Linked DNA regions of Homo sapiens: region 1 is linked to region 2. A link is a loop called in an ENCODE intact Hi-C map of the cell type or tissue named here. Cell type or tissue: PC-9. All regions are shown on one strand. Links, peaks and the distances in the headings refer to the core of each region. The heading gives the core; the rest is flanking DNA.

Region 1 (8,351 bases), core at 132-8,131, 72 kb before region 2:
AAGAATTTAAAAACTTGCATAATTAGGAGTTTGCAACATTAACAAATATTATATTTATGAGGACAGTTTAGTAGGTTGCTAAATTGAAGTTTTCAATAAACTCTAGTAGTACACAACACTTTTTAAAAATGAATACCTAATTTAGTGGTTCTTTATGCCAATTTTAAGTATTAAAAGCAAGTAACCATTTCAGACCTAAGACAAAAAGGAAATATTAGGAAGTGAATATCACTTGCTCCAAAGAATGAAATAAAAGTGTTGAATTGGGGATCAATTTATACTTCATCAATGGCTTCTCATTACCCTACCACTGTCTAATCTTTGAGAAATATTATTGTACATGGAAATAAGATCAAAGTATTTGCCAGAATATCAGACCACAATTCCTGTTTTGCAGTGAAGTGACTTTATGGACATGGCCAAATCATCTAAATTTCCTGGTTCCTAGTTTAGCTATAAATATACAGAGTTGAATTTTGATGCTTGAAAAGTCCAAAGTTGGCAAACTTCACAAAAAATATGTGTCATAACTCCTGGTGTTCTAATAATAAGACATAAATTATTCAATGGTAGTCACTAAACATTAGAAATAGAACTAGTGTCATGAATATTCCAAACCCAATTTCTCCACATTCTAGGTAAATTTAATTATTCACTTGCTCCTCTGAACCCCTATACTTGTACAATATTATTTAAAGTTATCTGAAAAGTCTTTGTGCTTTGGTGGTAAACAAAATGAATTCACATACAGAATTTATGTGACCAGATCAGTTGACTAGACACAAATGTTAATAATTATTCTTCCTCTAACAGTTTGTGTCAACACAATTGACCAGATTAAGATTGTCTCAATATGTCTAATGCAGTGATTTTCAACAATGAGAAGTTTTGCCCCCAGGGGATACTTGGTAAAGTTTGGAGACACTTTTTCTTTTCACAAGGGCAAGGAGGGGGATCCTGCTGGCATCCAGTGCATGTCAGCCAAATATGCTGTTAAGCTGTCTACAATGCAGAGGATGGTCCCCTACAACAAAGAATTATATGGCCCAAAGTGTCAACAGATCTGGAGTCTAATGACAGAAGATTCAATTAGTTCTTAGATTGCTAGATTACTGTCAAAGGGACTGATATAACGATATATCAACTTTAACATAAACATGTAGAATTTGGGTCCAGTGGTTTTTCTTCCACAAACTAGGGCATTTGTTGTCTTAAATGTATGCCACTTTTTGCTTGCTATAGTTGGTGGACTGAGATTTGTTACATTTGATGTAATGATACATTCTAATTATTCAAAGATTAAACATTTCCCTAACCTCAAGGTGGTAAATTATGTCAGAGCTAATATTAAAACCCCAATCTGACACATAATTGCCCGTTATCTTGGTAGTTTATAATCAACCTTTGGAACTTTCTCTGTTATCCCTCCAACCTCCCAGCTACTCCTTTCCCATTCCTAACCAGCCTACCTTCAGCTGTGACTTCTTTCAGAATATCTGCTTTCATTGTTGCACTATGGATGTCCTAGGGAAAGAAAAATATAATAATTCATTCAGTGAACCGTAACAATCTGAGAGCATGTTTTGCCTAAAGTGATAAAGTGAAAAAAGTTCTGTTTTTATTCTATTAACATACCAAACTAATGAAACAATCCAAAAAAGGCCTAGGTAATACCAGCCACTTGTATAGGTAAACGTTTATATGTGTATAATATATTGAATCAACTGTGTGTTTGGCTTCATGAAGAAACAGTGACAGAGCAGTAATGGAATTTGGTTGTTTAATGCATAATATACATATTGCTAATCTTTTTAAATTAACATATGCTTCAAATGCATATGGTTGTTTTAGAAATAGTACAGAAAGTTCACAGTTAAAGCACATGGATGGTATGTATACTTACAGAAGTGTGAAATCATTATAAGAGAATAATTGAGCAATTACAAGCTTTTTTATGGGAAGTTCGATAAAAAGAATAGTTCTGTGCAATTATATTAGTCCATTTGCACTGCTAGAAAGAAAGACCTGAGGCTGGGTAATTTATAAAGAAAAGAGGTTTATTTGGCTCACAGTTCTGCAGGCTGTACATGAAGGATAGTGCTGATATCTGCTTCTGATGAGGGCATCAGGGCATTTACAGTCGTGGTGGAAGGTGAAGAGGAGCCATCATGTCACATGGCAAGGGAAGGAGCAAGAGAGAGGGAGCAAGAGAGAGAGGAAGGAGGTGCCAGTCTTTTAAACAACCAGATTGTGTATGAACTCAGACTGAGAACTCACTCATTATGTTGAGGACAGCACCAAGATATTCATGAGGGACCTACTACACTCATGACCTAAATACCTCCCATTAAGCCCCACCTCCAACATTGGAGGTCACATTTCAACATGAGATTTGGAGGGGACAAGACATCCAAACCATTTCAGCAATCAAATGAATACATTTTAGCAATATATGGCACAAATTTTCATGGTTTTAATGTATCATGTTTTCCAACTCCCCATAGCAAGACAGAGAAAAGAGAAGATAACTTGTTTTATGAGTTTTACAAATAATGGGCAGTTGAGAAAAACTGTTTTTTTCCTTTTTAAAAAATTATGGTTAGTGCATTTTATTTGATAATAAAATAAGATTTCTGTTAACATATGTATCCTGTGGTTTACAATTTAGCTACATGTATGTTCACAAGAATTCTAAACTATTGTTGCTAAGTTTTGTGCTTCTTTAGGAAATGATGGTGAAACTATATATTGATATTAATAGTCTATGATATACCATCTGCATAAAAAATCATATTTTTAATAGCTTCTGGATCTCTCAGTAGTTCTATTCATTTTATTACCATAGCAAACATCTTAAGGAAATGATGTTCAAAATATTCTTGTGACCTCTGGGAAGACTCATGCCTATGCATCAGAATCCCAGTGGGGAATTTGCCATACCCTGGTATTTGAAGATAGCTAAAATTTTTCTGAGACTTTCTACAAGCTTTTCACTGTACATTTCATTACCTTTATAAGGACAAATGTTCAATGAGCCAAGGAAACTTAATGCATGTTTTAACATGCTTGTTGCCTTTATCATATTTCTATATTTATTTGGCTAAATAGCATATTTGATTCCAGAAAATATCTCTTGAAGAGATAGCAAAGATGCTTTGCAGAAAGAAAATAAAATTTGAGCATTGAAAGCAATAAAATGAGCATAAAAAGCATATTAAAGTTAGAAGATTAGTTACTTATTTCGCTGAAAAATAAATTCCTAGGTCATAAAAATTTTGAGTGTGATATCATGATGCTTCATATGGAATTGAATAAAGCCTGCAGATGGTATTACTATCAGAAGATTAGCAAACTGAGAAAAAAAAATCAAAATTTGTATGAAGTATCTATTCCAGCGAGGACAAATTGCTATCTCATTTATGAAAAAAAAAAGTCTAGTATAATTAACCTTCCACTAGCTGGCTGACTGATCCCCTAGGGTTTGTTACTTATTAAAGGATCAGGTCAGACACAGCTATTGGCAAATTGAACATTCAACTGTACTAGTCGCCAGGTCAGTCTTGGAGAGGGAAAATCTATTGAGCCCATGCATAACATCTGTTCTTTTCAACATGGACCGCTTGCTAATAAGCTTAATGAACACTCACTGAGTTGGCTGTACAATGAGGTGGATTAATATCCACAGAGCAGATCATTATATCCATTTGATTATCGAAAGCCTCATTTGCAGTAGAAACATTTTTAGAAAACATTCACATAGTATAAAAATATTCCTACATTTAAGACCCAGTCTACTACATATCTTGTTCTCAAACCACCTTGTCTTCAATCATCCAGTCTTATTCCTTCCAAGTTCTTGGTTATCTACCAGACTATTTCCCAGGAATCAATGAATCACAACAATGACTATTGGAATTTCTGGTTACCATTAATATTTTCTGACATCAGTGTGCCCTTCATGGTCACATAAGCGGGACCGCCACATAAATCTACTTCTATCAAGTGCCACTGTGTCCTGCCAAGAAACCTGAATAACTGGCTAAAATGTTTTCTTCTCAATTATCTGATCATAGGGAACCCCATCAAACCCAAAGTAGGGGTCAAGACTGGGTTGGCAGTGGAAGTTTAGGCACAACATTCACAGGAGAAACCTGCTTATGAAACTCCCTTGTGCATTTAGCACCTACCTATACTCACTCTCATATACACTACATTCACTTTGTATGCTGCTGAGGACATCACAGTTGTGAGGCTTGATAAGATAATACCCAGTTAATAAAGGTAGTTCAGGTTCATGATTCTCTCCTAGAAGTTAAGCATTCCATTTTTATTGGAGCTTAGAAGCAAGGCAAAAGCTGCCTATCAAAAGAATATTTACTTTCAAACTTTAGGGACATCTGCTGTAAATTTTTTACCAAAATGCAAGAGTCATTATTCAGCATCACAATCTGGCATAGATATTTCAAGAACATTGCATCTGTGGTCTAGTCATATCAGTCATAGCAGAGAGCCGTCTTTTGTTCAAGACCCATTCAAAGCTGGCAGCCTTTGGGTCATTCAACAAATGGGTTGTAACAACATATCCAAATGTGCCATTTGTTATCTTGAAAATGGAAAGAGTTTCACCAAATACTGTATCTTCTACTTTGAGTTAGAATTTGCAAGGTAAATGCTTTCTGGAAGCTTTATATAAAATTTTAAATAAAACGTCTCATATAGAAACAAAATATTGGTACTAAGAAGTGAGGTGTTGCTATAAAGATACCTGCAAATGTATAAGCAGCTTTAGAACTGGGTAATGGGCAGAGGTTGGAAGAGTTTGGTGTGTTCAAAAGAGGACTAAAAGATGAGCAAAGTTTGGAGCATCTTAGAAACTGGTTGAGTGGTTGTGACAAAATGCTTATAGAAACGTAGTAAAGGTCATGCTGATGAGGTCTCAGATGGAAATGAGAAACTTTTGGGGAACTGTAGAAAAGGTAAACCTTGGCCTGGCACAGTGGCTCACGCCTGTAATCCCAGTACTTTGGGAGGCCGAGGCAGGTGGATCACGAGGTCAAGAGATTGAAACCATTCTGACCAACATGATGAAACCCCGTCTCTACTAAAAATACAAAAATTAGCTGGGCGTGGTGGCACATGCCTGTGGTCCCAGCTACTCGGGAGGCTGAGGCAGGAGAATCGCTTGAAACCGGAAGGTGGAGGTTGCAGTGAGCCAAGATCGTGCCACTGCACTCCAGCCTGGGCAGTAAGAGCGAAACTCCATCCTGCCCCCACCCCCACCCCCAAAAAAGGTAACCCTTGTTATACCATAGAAAAGAAGTTCACTGCATTGTGTTCATGCCTTAGGGTTTTGTGGAAAGCTGAACTTAAGAGTGATGATCCAGGGTATCTGGAAGAAATTTTTAAGCACTAAAACGTTTAAGAAGTGGTGAGATTACTTATAACAGCTTATGATAAGAAAGGGCAGCAAAGCAATGACCTAAAGGTGGAACTTATAATTAAAAGAGAGGTAGAGTGTATAAATTAAAAAAAAAAAAGTTTACAATATGGTCGTGTGGTAGAGAAGAAAAGAAAGTTTTCAGGAAAGGAATCCAAGGGTGCTATAAAGCAACCACTTGCTAGATAGCACAGATAAAATGGAGCCAGGTGCTACCAGTCAAGGCAATGAGCAAAAGACCCCAAAGGCATTTCAGAAATCTTTGAGGATGTGCTTCCCATCAAAGACCCAGAGGTCTAGGAGAATAGAAGTGTTTCAAGAAAGAGGCCTGTAGCTCTGTTGCCCTGCACCACCTCAGGATGCTGCCTGTAGCTCTGTTGCCCTCTGCACCACCTCAGGATGCTGCTACCTGCATCCTGGTCACATTGGCTCTATCTGCAGATGACTCCAGGTACTGATCAGGCTGCCACTCCAGAGGGTACAAGCCATAAGATTTAGTGGCATCCATGTGGTGTTACATTTGCAAGCACCCAGAATGCAAGAGTGGTGGATGATTGGCATCTTCAGTCTAGATTTTAAAAGATGCATTGAAAAGCTTCACATGGCAGAGCCACTCCAGAGAGCCTCTGCTAGGGAAGTACCTAGTGGAGCTGTGAGAGCAGGGCCAGTGTACTCTAGACCCCATAATTATAGAGCCACTGGCAGTGTGAAACCCCACTCCTAGTACCAATTTTCTGTCGGTCTATTTTGTTTTGCTATAAAGGAATTCATGAGGCTGGGACATCATAAGGACAAGTAAGGACAAGGTGTTTATTCGGCACATGATTCTTCAGGATGTACAATGAGCATGGCACCAGCATCTGCTTTAAGTGAGGGCCTCAAGTTGCTTCCATGCATGGTACAAGGTGAGAGGCCTACTGATGTGTGAAGATCACATGAGAAGAGAGGAAGCAAAAGAGAGGAGGAAGATTCCAGGCTTTCTTTACAGCCAGCTTTTGAGGGAACTAATATAGTGAGAACTCAAACCCAAAGGGAGGTATTAGTCTTTTCGTGAGGGATCCACCCTTATGATAGACACACCTCCCAGTAGGCCTCATCTCTGACATTGGGAATCAAGTTTCAACATAAGATTTGAAGGGGAAAAACACTGAAACTATAGCACGCCTTATGGGCAGTCTGTAAATAATTGGGGCTGGACAATGCTCAATATATGCCCAAGCAGATAATTTTGAGGTATATTTCAGAGCTCCACAGAAAGCAGGACAGTACCATATATTTCTTACTTCCTGTCCTGTGGCAACTCTCACCATATGGCATGGAACCCAGTGGAAACATACTCAGATTTCATGACTTCACAATTTCATGACTTCACAACTACATACGTTGACCAAAGGGAAATGGAGCTGGTGAATAAATTGTTCTCTTTCTATTCCTTAGGGAAAGAGTTCAGAGGCACATTCTCTACAACTTAGAAGGTCTAAGGTGAATTGACTGACTCAATAAAATGGTTCTCTTTCCTTTCTTGTTTTACTTTTCCAAGTCCTTCACTTCTGTTTCCTTGGATCACTTCCTAAATAAACTACCTGCATGCATCAGACTCTGCTTTATGAAATGACACAGGCTAAGAAAAATGGGAAACATGCCTTGGACTCCTTGGCCATTAGCTTTACTTAAGTTGGCTAGTGCCATGTATCACCTACTTTCTGACACCTGTCTTACAAAGGCATCTGTAGTTTCATTTTCTGTTTCGCTACATTTTCTGAGCATGATGTAATGACCAAAGAAGATCAGAATGATGCCTTGGAGACTGTGGGATGATCAAGCATCCTGTGGACTAAATTGTGGTCCAGTTATGAAGAGCTAGTAAAAACCTGCTGTAGTATGCTGGGTGTGTGCAGCTGTACCTGTCAGGTGAAAATAAATAGCTTCTAGGATTTTCTAACTCAGATGGAAGTGGAAAAAAAAGAGTCAGATCAATAAATACATATCAGGTATCCAGAACTGTGGTGATTTCCTAGGAAATAGTCCCCTTCTGGGATAGCAGCTGTGATTGGAATCACTACCTGATTAAGTTTATGTTGATTACATAAAATTTCCAAGAGTCCTCTGTCTGCACATGCCAGTCAAGTTAAATGGTGATATGTTAGCAATCATCATGCCTATTTTTTCCAGTCTTTAGTGGTGACTCCCACAGAGATGTATAGTATTTTTGTTTATTATTTTGATACGGGGTGCTCAAGAGGCTTTTCTTAGCTTTATCAAAATATTCTTAACTCCATTAGTGAATGCTGGTTCAGAAGTTTATCTTTTTATCTACATTCTTGAAAAAAGCAAGATTTTAACACAAGTTGGGCTTGGGATCCCATTGGGCCCCAAATGAGATGAAATTTGTTTAAGCTCTATTTTCCACCTGAAGCATGATTTGTTCCTGCTTCAGTATTGCTCTTTTCTGCCAATGCCAAAACAGTACTTGAATGCCTGTCCTTTCTCCAGCTACGATTATGTGACAGTTCTGGCTAAGGGGATTTCAGAAGCACCTGAAGAGGACTGTACTTCCAGAATAAAGCTGGCAAAGTCATGTGAAGAAAATATTTGACTTTGTCTTTTGCCTCACTTTCTTTTTCCTGCCTAAATGCAGATGCAGTGCACAGAAGTACAGATCCCTGATCAACCTCCTTCTAAACTGCTCATTACATGAAACACATGGGAAAGGGTAGCCTCTGACATGTCATTTCACCAGTTTGGTAGATTTTTCTCATAATACGATTCACATACATAACTGAATAGATAGACCACACAAGTTATATCAGTCCCTACTCTGAGCAGTGACCATACAACCCAATCAATTTGGAATGGTGTTTTTTTTTTTCCTTTTACCCAGTCCACAGTTATGCCACTGTAAGATGAAAGTTAT
Region 2 (8,310 bases), core at 1-8,000:
GGGTATTATTCAAAGGAAATAAAATCAGTTGTCAAAGAGATACATGCACATTCAGTTTATTGCAGCACTATTCTCCATGGCTAAGATAGGGAATCAACCTAAATGTCCATCAACAGATGAGTAAAGAAAATGTGGTATGTGTACAGAATGGAATGCTATTCAGCCATAAAAAAGAATAAAGTCCAGTCATTTACAACAATATGGAAGAATCTGGAGGGTATTACGTTAAGTGAAATAAGCCAGGCACAGAAAGACAAATACCACATGATCTCACTTATACACAGAGTCTTAAAAAGTTCATCTCATAAAAGTAGGAAAATAGAATGGAATTTACCAGAGGCTGGGGTGGTTGGCAGGAAGGAGACAATGGAGAGAAGTTGGTCATAAGATGGATAATTACAGTAAAGTAGGAGAAATAAGGCCAGGAGCTCTATTATGAAAGCATGGTGATTATAGTTAATGATGATATATTTTATTCTTAAAAAATGCAAAGAGAATGAATGTAAGTTTTCTCATTACAAAAGTAATACCTATGTGAGGCAATACATTTGCTAATTACCTAGAATTAACTATTCCACAATGTACCTATACTTCAAAACATCCTATTGGACACAATAAATGCATACAATTTCATCTGTCAATTAAAAAAATTTAACAACTCCGCTCTTTGGGGCCCGTAATGGTTTCTAAGAGTATATATAATTCCTATGCCATCATCACATATATTAATAATATTCCATTACTAATACCCAACATCTTGTCTATATTAAAATATTTCCAATTTTCCACAAACATATGATTATAGATAATTGTTTGTCAAATTAGAATCAAATTAAGTTCTCATTGTTGTGATTTGTTTCTGTTTCAACTCCAAATGTGCAGCCCACACCCTACTTTTGATGCCATTGCTATGTTGGAGAAACCAGTTCTCTTATTCAATGGAATGCTTCAATTTCCACGTTTGGATGAGCATTTCCTTTGATGTAATTAATTTTTCTTCTATTCTCCGTGAACTTGTAGTTAGATGTGGAGGAGTGATTAGATTCAGACACATTATTTGGCAAAAATACGTCCCATATGGGTGGATGCTTTCAACTTCCCCTTGAAGGATATCTTGAAACACAATGTCTTGTTCTTGTGTTTTTAGTGAATGCTGAAGTTGATCAGTGGGTACAGGTGGGGTTAACCTAATTTATACCACAAAGTTTCTCATTAACATTTCACTTAATACCTTTAGAATCCATTTAATAATTATGTCTTGGGGCCATTAGCTTACTTTGGGTGATTTTCTAATTCTATCATGCTTCTTGCATTTTTTAAGCTGAACCTTTTCTATAAAGAACAATTTTTCCTCACTTTCTATTGGTTATTCTGAAAATCAAGCCATTTAGTAATTATAGAATAAATGCTTGAACATTTTCCTTTATTTTTCAATGTTAATGTTAATGAATTGGTGCACTAGTAGTCAGCAATGCTGTCCAATAGGGACTTTTAAAAAATAATTTAACAATACAGTAATTTTATATATGATTTATTTTAATCAATTGCAATCAATATTATTTTAATAACAAAATTAGTCCAACATTACTAGTAGCAGGCCCTTCATGTTGGTTCCTAGGTTGCATGTCATGACTCTGACTAGTCATTTGAAAACTCTTCTTCCTGGTAAACTAAGATTTCCCAGGCTTGTCTTGTACATTTCTTGCCCCAAATATGGAAATAGCCATTTCTGCAGAAGTGCCTCAACATCCCTACTTAAAACAATTTAGAATGTCCTAAATACTTAGGGAAAGAAAGATAAATGAGGCAAACTCAAAACTTTCAGATTTTGAGGTCATAATATTTAATTCGGGTATTCTGTTTGATCAAATTACTCAGATAATTTATAAACACCATTACAATTTTGATAAGATATAAAAGATGTACAGTTCATTGTGTTATCACTTTGATAAACTTTTTTCAAATCCATTATTTTAACACTTCTTTTAAATAGAGTATTACCTATAGCCCCAATAATGGCAAATATAAAAAAAAAGCATGACTAGCTACTGTGTTTGAAGCAGAGATTCGTGGGGGTCCAGGCTGAGAGTGAAACGCTGAACCAGGAGACTCCAGCCTTGCCCATTGAAACATTTCTTGGCTGACCCTTATGTGAGACCCTCTAGATACCCCCTAGGGTTCTCAGGCTTTGTTGAATGTAGCTTGAAAGCAATTGATTTATATCAGTTATTTTCAAAGTGTGCTACCCAGACCTGCAACATCTGCATCACCTGGTACTTTAGAAATGCACATTTTCAGCCCTAACCCACACCCACTGAGTCAGAAATCCTGGGACTAGAACCCAGAAATCTATGTTTTAACAAATCTTGATGCACACTGAAGTTTGGGTGTCACTGCTTTTATAACAGTCCATGTTTTTCAAAGTGCCCTTTCCTATACCCACTCCTTATATTTTTATAACACCCATGGTGTGCAGATGCTATCTCTTCTTTGTAGATGGGAGACCCTAAGAAGGTTATAATTAACATTCAGGTTTTCTCACTTTTGAATTGGGACACTTTTTATCATATCATTTAACCATGATGACCTGTCTCTTCTGTCATGGAAATTCTGTATTTCAAATGCTGGGATGTATTTTTAAATGATACTTGGCAATTATGTAAGGAGAGCAAGAAATGCTTCACTTGTGAAAATTCCAGAGTTGTTGATGGAATACATATACATGCCTGTAAAACTGTAATCTGCATGCAGAAGTTACATTTATCTTGTGGGGCTGCAGGAGCATCACATGAAATCCAGCTCTGGGTCTTCACTTAGGGACAGCAGTGTATTGCTGCACACATGTGAACTTAGCTACTCCCAACATTCCCCCTTCTATTGTTTCTTAAGCAATCACCTATCTAGAGAACTGGCTGCAGGATAAAATGCCTCTATTTTAAATGACTCATTCTTGAGGCATCCTGGACTATAAGAAACACTTTAGACTTCAGTCATTCCTTGCAAGACATGCAAGAAACTGAGTTTAAAGATAAGAGTATATTTTTTCCTCCCAAGAGACAAATGGCTTGATTATTTGTTCAGGTCTCTGGAGCTGCTGGAGCAGTGGCTACGGTGTAAAGGGCATCGTGGGCAGTGAGAAGGAGATTTAGCACCCAAGGAAATGAAAAAAAATATTAGCACTGTTGTTATCTGTACTTACAAAGGAAGACCTGCATGGCAGATAACAGCATTCGAAGTTCTCTTTTCTATTTATCTTGCTTTACATCTTCTGAACAAAACCAACGTGTAGACAACTGAAGCTTGTTCTAATAACAAAATTGTTGCCTGAAATGAAATTCTTGACATACCAATCATTCTCTATAGCCAAATCATTTTTTTCATACAAAACATGTTTGAAGAACACTTTAATGAATGTTTTGCACTTAGTCATCTACTTTATTTTCTTTGCTAAGAGGTCCTTCAATAACCATAAAAGAACAAATTTTGCTGGGAGGCATAAAGTATTTCCTGGAATGTTATGAGCATAAGGTCTTCCTAAGATGTTAACGGAAACAAAAACCGATGATAACTAGAACAAAAATGACTTTGTGTAAGAGTGTTCTAAGAGAATTGCCTAATAGACTTTAGAAAGGCCAAATACTAATTAGACTCTTAACTGATGAGATAGACCATGACAAGTTTAAGGCCATAGTCTTTGAGTTTGTGGAGAGTGCCTGGAGACACATTTTAGGGAAGGAGGCAGTGACTCTGGGCTTAGCCCAGATAAACCAGTGTCTGCATGTATATTATAATTTCCCTTGAGTGAGGCACACCTCCCCGCCTTGTCCTGAACCTCACTATATCTGAACCTTTTATGCCACTGATAGAAGTCAAATTTTGCATGAGCTATCCTTGAGTAGAATAAAATTTTTTAACACTATGGTTAATATCAGCTTCTTTTCTGAGAGCAGGTGTTGGAAACCAAATGGAGTATGAAACAGGGAGTTTATATCTCCACTTAGTTAGACTGCCTTCTGAAATACCTGTAGAAAGAATTTAAAAAGCAAGCATCTATCAATACAGTCACTTGTAAAATAACGTCCAGTGAACTTTACACAAAATTGGTTAGAAACAGAGGCAATGAACTTGCTCTTCTGTCTCACCTCATGCCCTGCCAAGGGCAAAGGCTGTGGTTTGAATACAAAGAACAGTTAAATCAAGGGCTTATTTACTAGATATTTTATTTTACTTCACTTACAATGTAGGTTCTACGAAGCTGGATAGATTGACTCTATTTAATCATATTTGCCAGGAGTTTTTGCAGTTACTGTTTTCTCCATCTCGTTTTTTAATTAACTTTATTTCTTTTTAAAATATATTTTCATATTTCAATCACTACTCTTCTTTATAATTATATCCTTATTGTGATTAAATGGGCTTATTTTATTGCTGATTTTATGTCTAATCACTAGAATTGAAAATTTTGTTCTTCAAATGCCTTTTAACATTCAAATATTGTTCTTACCTAATTTTGTAATACTCAAGCATTTTATTGTACTTTTGGTTTATTTCAAGCTTAAATATTTTGTAATGTCTTCCTGATTTCCACTTTAGCTTATGAATTATTTAAAGTTAACATTTTAGCTTTTGAATGTTATATTTTAGCAAACATTTTGTTTTGAATTCTAATCACACTGAATTGCAGGCAGTGAACATGGACTCTATGATACTGATTTTTTGGAGAAAATTCATGAGATTTTGTTTGTGATCTAATAAATGTATAGTGAGTATTTTATATCATTCTTGTTTCTTTTTATTAATGTTATTTGTATCTCTGATTTCCCATCAATAACTTTTCCTTGAAGTATATTTTGTCCAATGAAACTGGATTTTATTTACTATTTGTGCAATATAATTCATTCCAGTCTTTATTCTCATCAGCTCTATATTATTTACTTTTAGTTTCATTAGTTATAATTTAAAAATTATATTAAAAAAATCTAATCTGATAATTTTCTAGTAACTAATATATATATACATATATGTGTATATATATTCATATATCATCTAACATATACCTATATCATATATACATATATCATATATATATCATATATACATATATGATGTGTGTCTGTGTGTGTGTGTGTGTGTATATATATATGTATATATATATATGATTTGGCAAAATGTTAACGTTCTCTACATTTCACATTCCCCTGAACAAAATGAAAAGATTGTCATAGTATTAGCAAATTTACACCTGGAGATTAGGTCAGAAATGATCTCGCTTCCTTTATAACAGAGGGTAATGTGATAGAAAGAGAGAAAACAACAGGAAAAAGAGAAAAGAGAATTCTAGGGAGTACCAACAGCCTGAACTGGACTTCCTGTTAAGAGGGGGAAATGGATGACTGTGTCCACTGATTACAATGATTACTAGATTACTGTGCACATTGGTAGGAAGTAAATACATGTGATAGCCATTCAGTTAGAGAACTCTCTGTTCAGTATGCCTATTAGGCATTGCTTGTAATTTTATATCTCTACACAATAAAAGTAAACATTATTTAATACTATAATCAGAAGACATATACTGTGTTGAAGACACTTTAAAGAGATAACTGTATAAAACAGAAGTTTGGTGTCTCTAAAACTGTCTTTGGGGACAAGAAACTCCTGGTCCCTAAACTGATGGCAAAGGAATAAAAGTACTTGGCAAGGATAATGGCAGAGGCTTTTTAATAAGTGTGGCTCTGGATCTCCTTAATCAAAGAAAACATACTCAATGGATTCAGGTGAGTCAGAATCCTTTGGGACCCTGAACACATTAAAGAGAGAATCTGAAAGTATCCCACTTTACATCCTCCATTTCATTTTGCAAATGCTGCTTAGAAAGCAGAAATAGCATCTGAGTTACTTTCTGTCTTCAGTGCAATAATCTGAAAGAATCGTCCACTTTCCAGGAAAATGAGATTTCACCTTCCCCATTTCCCCTTTGTTTCCTAGGAAAAAGAAGAAGAGAATGTTAGGCAGAAATCAGGAAAAACAGGCAAATAATTTTGACCTTGTGTGGTCTTCTTTTTTTTTTTTTTATATTTGGAGAGGGAGTGAGAGGAAAGGAGTACGTATGTGGCAAGATGAATAGCTGAGAAAATATATCTCCATTGGAGGGAAAAATTTCAGTGATAGTGCGAGGGTCTGTAATTTACCATATCCAGATTTTCTACACTCTGATCTCTGTCACTGGTTCTTCTCTATTTTGGGTTTCTCCCCAGACTATGATATAGCTACTGTGTCTGAAACTTTAGACTCTAATTTATTTGTTTTTAAAATTTCTGAGCGGCCTACTTGCGTTGTCATTTATACTTGAGCGCTGGTAAATTAGCGACACAAGTACTGAATGTCTTCATGGAATAAGGTGTTTCCAAGGGTTCATATTCTACCATAGCTTGAGTCTGCTAATGTAGCTATCTGGGGATGTTAAGAGAAATATGTGTCTTTATCTTTGGTTACATGAGGATGTGTTAGACTTGTAAATGTTATTATTTATTGTTTCCAGAAACAATAGTCAACTTTGTGCAAGTTGACATAGAGAAAGAAAAAAAATGAGATTTTCTTGCTCCCATTTATTTCCTACTATGAAATCTATTTTAAGATATGTTTACTTCTAGGACAATTCTATACAATGTATACATATGGACTCTTCTTCATTCTTCAATTGAATTGAGTGACAAGAACAATGGATCACACACACAAAATAGAAATATAATATATTTCAACTTTCACAGAGATTTTGGTTTAGTTACACAAGACAAACTTATACAAAAATAAAATAGTTTAAATCACACTCACATTTAGTGCATCTAGCCAATTCAAGATTCCACAACTGTAGGTATAGAGGTTTAATGTTCTCCTCAGGGAGAGAAGATTATAAACAAAGTAAAGTGTTAATAAAAATTTACTCTGAGTCCAAAATAGCCTAGGATATTCTCTTGATCATTTGTGTGTTTTCAAACTTTTTTTTAGATCATACCCATTGTCAAATAAATCTTATGCAAAAATATGATTATGAAAAGATATCAGTGAAATTTGTATTCATTTATTTTCTAAAATTAAAGTTCAGGATAATTATGATTTTTAAAGTAAGCGAATCAGTAAAAATAATTTAATGAATGTAGCCATTTTAAATTCATGGTTATGGATTATAGTTTCAGAATTATATTAATCACAGTATATAGTTATGCTTTACATTTTTTGGTTAAATAAAATTATGAAAAGGCTGAGTCAACCAGGTACATGTTTTTTTTTGAAAATGAAAAAAGTTAAGATATAATACCTTGCAATCTCAGAGTATTCTTCAAGCAAACTGACACAGGGCACAATTTTTATCTCAAAAGTTTTTTGAAATTGAATTACAGAAACTGACATGTTCTTGCTCTGTCAGCAAAGAAGCAATGTTACTCCAAAGGCGATGTGTTTTTATGGAACAGATCTTTATTTTTAATACTATTCTCCAATAAAAGATGTCATGGCTTCTTAAACAAATGAGTGGTCTAGCACTGGAGAAGAAAATTTATGAGATAAGTCTAGAGCATCTTTTAGAGCCAGACAGTATGGTGAATATGGTGAACTAAAAAATCAAACCCCACAATGAGTGGGTATATCAAAAGTACACAGGAGCAAACTGAAATAGTCCGTGATTGTCAAAGCTGGCAGAATTTGAGTAACAAGATAAATAATGTAGTGTTGGACTATAGCCCAAAGTATAAATTAAATATTCATAAATCCATAGACACATATGCAAATGATTGAATAAATAAATAAATAAATAGAGGAAAATATACAAATCTCCTATGTCGAATAATTTCAAATAATTTATATTGATATTCTTCTCTAAAGGAGGAGTAACATAAATCCCCACTTCTTAAGTGATTGTCTTTCAAAAAGTATGCTATAGAAAGTGAATAAACAGAATATGGAAAGGGCAAGAAAAGAGTCACCTACAGTGGAGAATCCTGATCGGTACTAGTTCAGCCAGGGAATTAAAAGTTAATGCTGTAAATAATAATTCATGTTGATATGATCTTGTGTGAGTGAGGTAATAAAAATGACGCTTGATCTCTGTGATCTCTACCCTTCACTGAAGAAAACGCCCACAAATCCAATTTAAACAAAAGAAAAACATCAAACAAATTCCCACAGAGGAGCATTCTACAAAATACCTAGCCAGCACTTATCAAAACTGTCAAGGATATCAAAACCAAGTCTATAGAATATTGAACAAAACGAAGAGTTTAATTGTGATAACAACAAATATGATAAAATACT

The links. Hi-C counts contacts between places; a loop is a spot of excess contacts. Peaks named below come from ENCODE experiments on the same cell type or tissue, not always from the same donor. Only the 100,000 strongest peaks of a DNase experiment are listed, where the experiment ranks them.
Region 1: a loop joins it to region 2, with 1.9 times the contacts of the local background. A loop is called at or near these places in 2 of 110 quality-filtered maps.

What each region holds. Positions count from the first base shown.
Region 1 is chr6:77,360,055-77,368,405 of GRCh38, reverse strand. No RefSeq gene overlaps it. Among named protein-coding and RNA genes, the nearest start is that of HTR1B, 99 kb to the left of the region's middle. In PC-9, for the core only: no CTCF peak of the experiment used is centred there; no DNase peak of the experiment used is centred there.
Region 2 is chr6:77,288,075-77,296,384 of GRCh38, reverse strand. All of the region lies in intron 1 of LOC101928570 (a long non-coding RNA gene), which reads left to right. Among named protein-coding and RNA genes, the nearest start is that of HTR1B, 170 kb to the left of the region's middle. In PC-9, for the core only: no CTCF peak of the experiment used is centred there; a DNase peak (open chromatin) is centred at 3,424.